Regions from separate parts of the Homo sapiens genome. Here region 1 is linked to region 2. The links are chromatin contacts, found by Hi-C or POLR2A ChIA-PET in ENCODE. All regions are on one chromosome and are shown on one strand. The core of a region is the stretch at or near the end of the contact, and the rest is flanking DNA. Distances in the headings are between cores, read along the strand shown.

Region 1 (2,700 bases), core at 170-2,669, 110 kb before region 2:
AGGTCACGTTAGGCCAATTCCACATAACTGCAATTACCTGGGCAGTGCAGGCAAAAAGCAACAAACACAGAGCATAGAAGGCTTTTGCTTAAATAGAGGTACAGTACCTGCATCACTAACGAAAAACAAGGACTGGGTCAGATTTATCCAAATAAGCTGGCCTATATGCCCAGATGATTGACAATTTTCTATTCTACTTGCAACTGGAAACAGCTAGGCAGAGAGAGAACAGGAATGAGGTCACAGATCTGCTATTTATAGGATACCAGCCACCACACTCAGCTGCTTTTCAGTTAAGGTGAATATTGAATGTAATTTTCTTTCTCCAACTCCATACAGAGGAACTACTTTCAGAAAAGGAAATTATAGAATTTAATAATATTTCTTGTGACATGGTGATTTGCTTTGTGACAGTCTGCACAACTTTTACCACATATTCATCTGGGCTTATTGACCATAAATAAAAATGCAGTCACATTCTTTCTCTTACTCCATGGATTTTTTTTAAAAATAAAGCAATAAAGATTCCATGGGCTTTTTCTTTCCCTCCCACCTACAAGCTATTCATTGAATTTGCAAAGTTATAACAAAACAGAACGCCAGTCTGGACAAGGAAAGCACAACATAGCCATTTATGAGGTAAAGAATCTAAAGCCACCTGATTTGCCTGTTTGGCTGCAAGAGTTAATTCCTATGAAAAATACACTTCCTCCCATTTCCTTTGGCTGAGGCTTGTGAAGGCTGCAGACAGTGAGCGGGGGAGGGCCCGAAGCCTCTGGTCTTTTGATGTAGATATTGATGCATGACACTAGCCCCTGCGCTAAATATCAAGTTTTCTTTCTCTTCAGCATTCCTCCTAAATGGTGAAAAGGGATTCCTTTAGCCCAAATGCACAGAGAGTAGTCCTAGTTGCAGATAAAAATGGCTTGTGTTTTCTGTGACTCACCAATCATAACCAAAACTAAAACAGCAAGCTGACACAGAAAGGTTCGAGTGACGTTCGAGATTATAAATAAAAGGCAAAGAAACAAGAGAGGAACCTGCCTATGGAGTGTCTCCAATCTTTTAATTCAGAAGGGACTGAGGAAGATGAGGGGCTGAGAACTCTTTACCTTTCCTCCAGGGAAAAGACTCTTTACCAACCACCCAGGAGCGCTGGGCTTCCCAGGCAGCCTGGTGCTGCTGCAGCTGAGGCTGATCTGGTCCCAGGGCCCTGTAGCTGGTGCCTATGTTGACCAGATCAGGGATCTTCACTCTGGCGTGTGAGTAGCAATCCCCTAAACTAATCTCATACAGCATGCAGATGCCCAGGTGCTACCCAAACTGGCATTGATTTGGTCAGTTTGAAGTGGGTCTCAGGAATCTGCATTTTAACCAGAATCTCAAATAGACCTAGGACCATACTTGGAGGCTGAAAAATTTATTGATAATGCCACCTGGAGGGCATTTCCAGAACTGCTTACACATCCAGCATGCCAGAGCACCACCTGAAACCTTGCATTTGATGGATTTACAGATTTTTTTACAGATAGTTACATGTAAAGGCCTAAGAACAAATCTAAAAGATATCATTTAAAGACTTCTTTTTACTGGCAAAATGAGACAGAGGTTACATTTGTTTAAGCAGTCAGGGCTGCAGCTGTCAATTTGAAATTGACAATTGGTTTTATAGGGCAAGATTTGGCAAAAAAGATCAGAGACATTTTAACCCTACTATCCACTTTTTTTTTTTTAACACATAAAAGCTACTTGTGGAGAAGCATGGTGTGTGCATGTGTGTGTTTCTTCCACTGACCGGTATCTTCGTGCCTTGCCCCTCCCCCTCCACACCATATGCCAGTCTTTCTTCCCGTGCCCTCACTGTTCCCTTTGTCTCATTTGACAGCCCTCTTTGTCCTCCTTTTGCCATCATTCAGCTTATTGCCGATACAATAAAGCTCACAAAGAGGATTGCTCATTGGTGATGGTGTTGACCACTTTATGAAGAAGAGAAGAATTACTAAAACCACAACTCAATGTTTTTAACATTTGAAATATACAGAGTACATTCATATTGTGCCATTTGACTTTCAGAAAACAAACAAACAAAAAACCAAGGTAAATATAATTATGCCCAATGAAGGCTTGACATTGAGAGAGTGTTAGGGACTTGTTCAAGACCACATTTGAGTAAAGAGTAGAGCCCGAGCTTGGACCCACAAAAGTCACACTGCTCTTTACAGCTGTACCATTTAGAAGAAGGAGGACTCTTAGAACTACTCAGGTTTTTGACATGATTGAGGCGTTTCTGTTTGAAACTCAGGTTTTAAAAAACTGATTACATAAAACTACTGGACTGTAAACAGGATTCAATTTATCCTGAAGTAATTTGTCCAATGGTGTAAAGAAAAGCACTTTTTGCATTTTCCTAGAAAGGGGGCAGGAAATAAAAAAAAAAAACAGCATAGACCCATCATCCTGTAAACATGTCTAAGGCATAAATGCTTTTGTCTCAGTTATTTAGCCACTTCTGGGTAAATGCTTTTGTCCCGGTTATTTAGCCACTTCTGAGATTACTGGTGGTCTTCCAAGTCAATCCAGTGAATCTCTGTAAATTTTAAGGTTGGGCACTAATCTGCAAAAGAAAAATACTCAACCACCCATTCTGTTTTAGTTGGAAAAACTCAGAATTAACTGAAATATACAACAGAATTAAATGAT
Region 2 (2,700 bases), core at 90-2,589:
GTTTCACTGTGTTAGCCAGGATGGTCTCGATCTCCTGACCTCATGATCCGCCCGCCTCGACCTCCCAGAGTGCTGGGATTACAGGCATGAGCCACGGCACTCGGCCAACAAAAGAAAATTTTTGGAAGAAAGATGAGGAGTTAACAAGCCTGGAGAACTTAAGTGATTTCCCTAATTTCTTTCAGAATCTTGACAAACTTTTTCTCTTCCATACCTGAGTTCTTGGCATCTTACTTTTATTATAGCTTCACTAGGGACGTGATTGTACAAGGATGAGGCATGATCATGAATAAAACGAAGTTGGAACCCTAAGCCTAATAGTAATGAAAGGTTTCCTGTAAATGTCCGAACAAATGTACCGGGTCTGTGCAGGAATACACCAATGATGTTTCAATATACTTAAGGCATCAATACTACAGACACATACCCGTTTCCCTGCCTAAGATGTTCCACTGGTTTTCCATTTTTTACAAGAAACATGATCCATAAGGCTGTCCAAAAACCACTTAGCCCTACAAAATCTTCTACAACAGCACACAAAATATTCTGACGAAATACCAAAAGACATAGTTTCCTGTGTGTGTTCACCGGAGAACGGAGGAGAAAAGATCATTTCAAGTAAAGGATGCAGTGTTGACTGAGAGGTGTCGGAGGGTGTGACCTGCTCTCTGCGAAGTCTCCCCTGACCTCCCGGAAGAGTGAACACTCTCTCCACCAGAAAACCTCTGACCCATAGCTTTCTTATCTTACGGCGCTTATCTAACAATCTTAGATCTCTCATTTATGTAGGTGCCTTCTCTACTGAACTGGAATCATTTCTGAAATAAGAAACTCTTGTTAACAATGTGTCTGATACATGTTCATAATAATAGTTAAAACATGCATCAGGAATTCAGAATAATTCTGCTATTGCGAAGATTGTACTGAGCTACAAAAATAATTCCTTCCATTTGTAAAACATTCATTGCTTAAGAGGCACATTCACAAATCTTATATTTTACCATTAGATCTGTCAAGATATTTTTAACTTCAACTTCAGGTTAAGAAAAGTGTTAATAGACTAGATTAACTAATGTGATTAACTAATTAGATTAACTAGTTGAGAGTTTCATAAAAGTGAATTAACTTCTCTAGGCCTCAGCTTTTCTACTTATAAAACAAAAATATTTCATGTGAGTCTCTTTGAAGTCCCTCTAGCTCTATAGCAAGCAGCCAAATGGAAAAGTATAAGCAGCCAAAATTGCCATTGTTGTATTAATAAAATGAAATAAGGATCAGATAAACTCACAGAATGAGAACTGTCATCATCTGTAGGAGTTGTTGGCTCTTTCTGCAAATCCTACGGATGACAACAAGAACGAAAAACTGTTAGAGAGTTTAGAGAGGAAAGAGGAACCACGAAGAAGGACCAAGTAGTTGCAAAGGACACCAAAAATAAAAAATAAAATAAAATAAAAATTGAGAATGAATAAGCTTAATTTATACTGCCTAGGAATCTCTCTTTTATTTTATTTTATTTTATTTTATTTTTTCTGGAGACAGAGTTTCACCCTGTCACCCAGGCTGGAGTGTAGTGGCATGATCTCAGCTCACTGCAGTCTCTACCTCCCGGGTTCAAGCAATTCTCCTGCCTCAGCCTCCCAGGTAGCTGGGATTACAGGCATGCGCCACCACGCCCGGCTAATTTTTGTATTTTTACTAGAGACGGGGTTTTGCTGTGTTGGCCAGGCTGGTTTTGAACTCCTGACATCAAGTGATCCGTCCACCTCTGCCTCCCGAAGTGCTGGGATTACAGGCGTGAGCCACGGCACCAGGCCTAGGAATGCTTTTTCACAAAAAACACACAGGACACTTTTTTTTTTTTTTAATTATACTTTAAGTTCTACGGTACACGTGCGCAACGTGCAGGTTTGTTACATATGTATACATGTGCCATGTTGGTGTGTTGCACCCATTAACTCATCATTTACATTAGGTATATCTCCTAATGCCATCCCTCCCCCCTCCACCCAACCCACGACAGGCCCCAGTGTGTGATGTTCCCTGCCTGTGTCCAAGTGTTCTCATTGTTCAATTCCCACCTATGAGTGAGAACATGAGGTGTTTGGTTTTTTGTCCTTGTGATACTTTGCTGAGAATGATGGTTTCCAGCTTCAACCATGTCCCTACAAAGGACATGAACTCATCCTTTTTATTGCTGCATAGTATTCCATGGTGTATATGTGCCACATTTTCTTAATCCAGTCTATCATTGATGGACATTTGGGTTGGTTCCAAGTCTTTGCTATTGTGAATAGTGCCGCAATAAACATATGTGTGCATGTGTCTTTATAGCGGCATGATTTATAATCCTTTGGGTATACACCCAGCAATGGGATGGCTGGGTAAAATGGTATTTCTAGTTCTAGATCCTTGAGGAATTGCCACACTGTCTTCCACAATGGTTGAACTAGTTTACAGTCCCACCAACAGTGTAAAAGTGTTCCTGTTTCTCCACATCCTCTTCAGCACCTGTTGTTTCCTGACTTTTTAATGATTGCCATTCTAACTGGTGTGAGATGGTATCTCATTGTGGTTTTGATTTGCATTTCTCTGATGGCCAGTGATGATGAGCATTTTTTCATGTGTCTGTTGGCTGCATAAATGTCTTCTTTTGAGAAGTGTCTGTTCATATCCTTTGCCCACTTTTTGATGGGGTTG

The links. Hi-C counts contacts between places; a loop is a spot of excess contacts on that map. ChIA-PET counts read pairs that join two places held with the same protein, here RNA polymerase II (POLR2A). Pooled maps may share reads with other maps.
Region 1: a map of PC-9 shows a loop between it and region 2 (4-fold over the local background). The contact joins the enhancer-like site here to the promoter of FILNC1 in region 2. A Hi-C loop is called at or near these places in 3 of 168 maps with a recorded cell type or tissue (PC-9, endothelial cell of umbilical vein and heart left ventricle) and 5 of 50 pooled maps. POLR2A ChIA-PET finds 5 or more read pairs at or near these places in 1 of 52 experiments (AG04450).

Annotation. Positions count from the first base shown.
Region 1 is chr6:139,880,595-139,883,294 of GRCh38, reverse strand. No RefSeq gene overlaps it. Among named protein-coding and RNA genes, the nearest start is that of LINC02941, 94 kb to the left of the region's middle. Within about 2 kb of position 1,419, at least 6 of the 41 ENCODE cell types and tissues checked have a DNase peak (open chromatin) inside an H3K27ac peak, as active enhancers do.
Region 2 is chr6:139,769,712-139,772,411 of GRCh38, reverse strand. It overlaps FILNC1 (FOXO induced long non-coding RNA 1), which reads right to left and starts at 1,339. Exons shown (of 3, transcript NR_038399.2): 1 at 1,289-1,339. RefSeq lists a silencer at 1,869-2,046.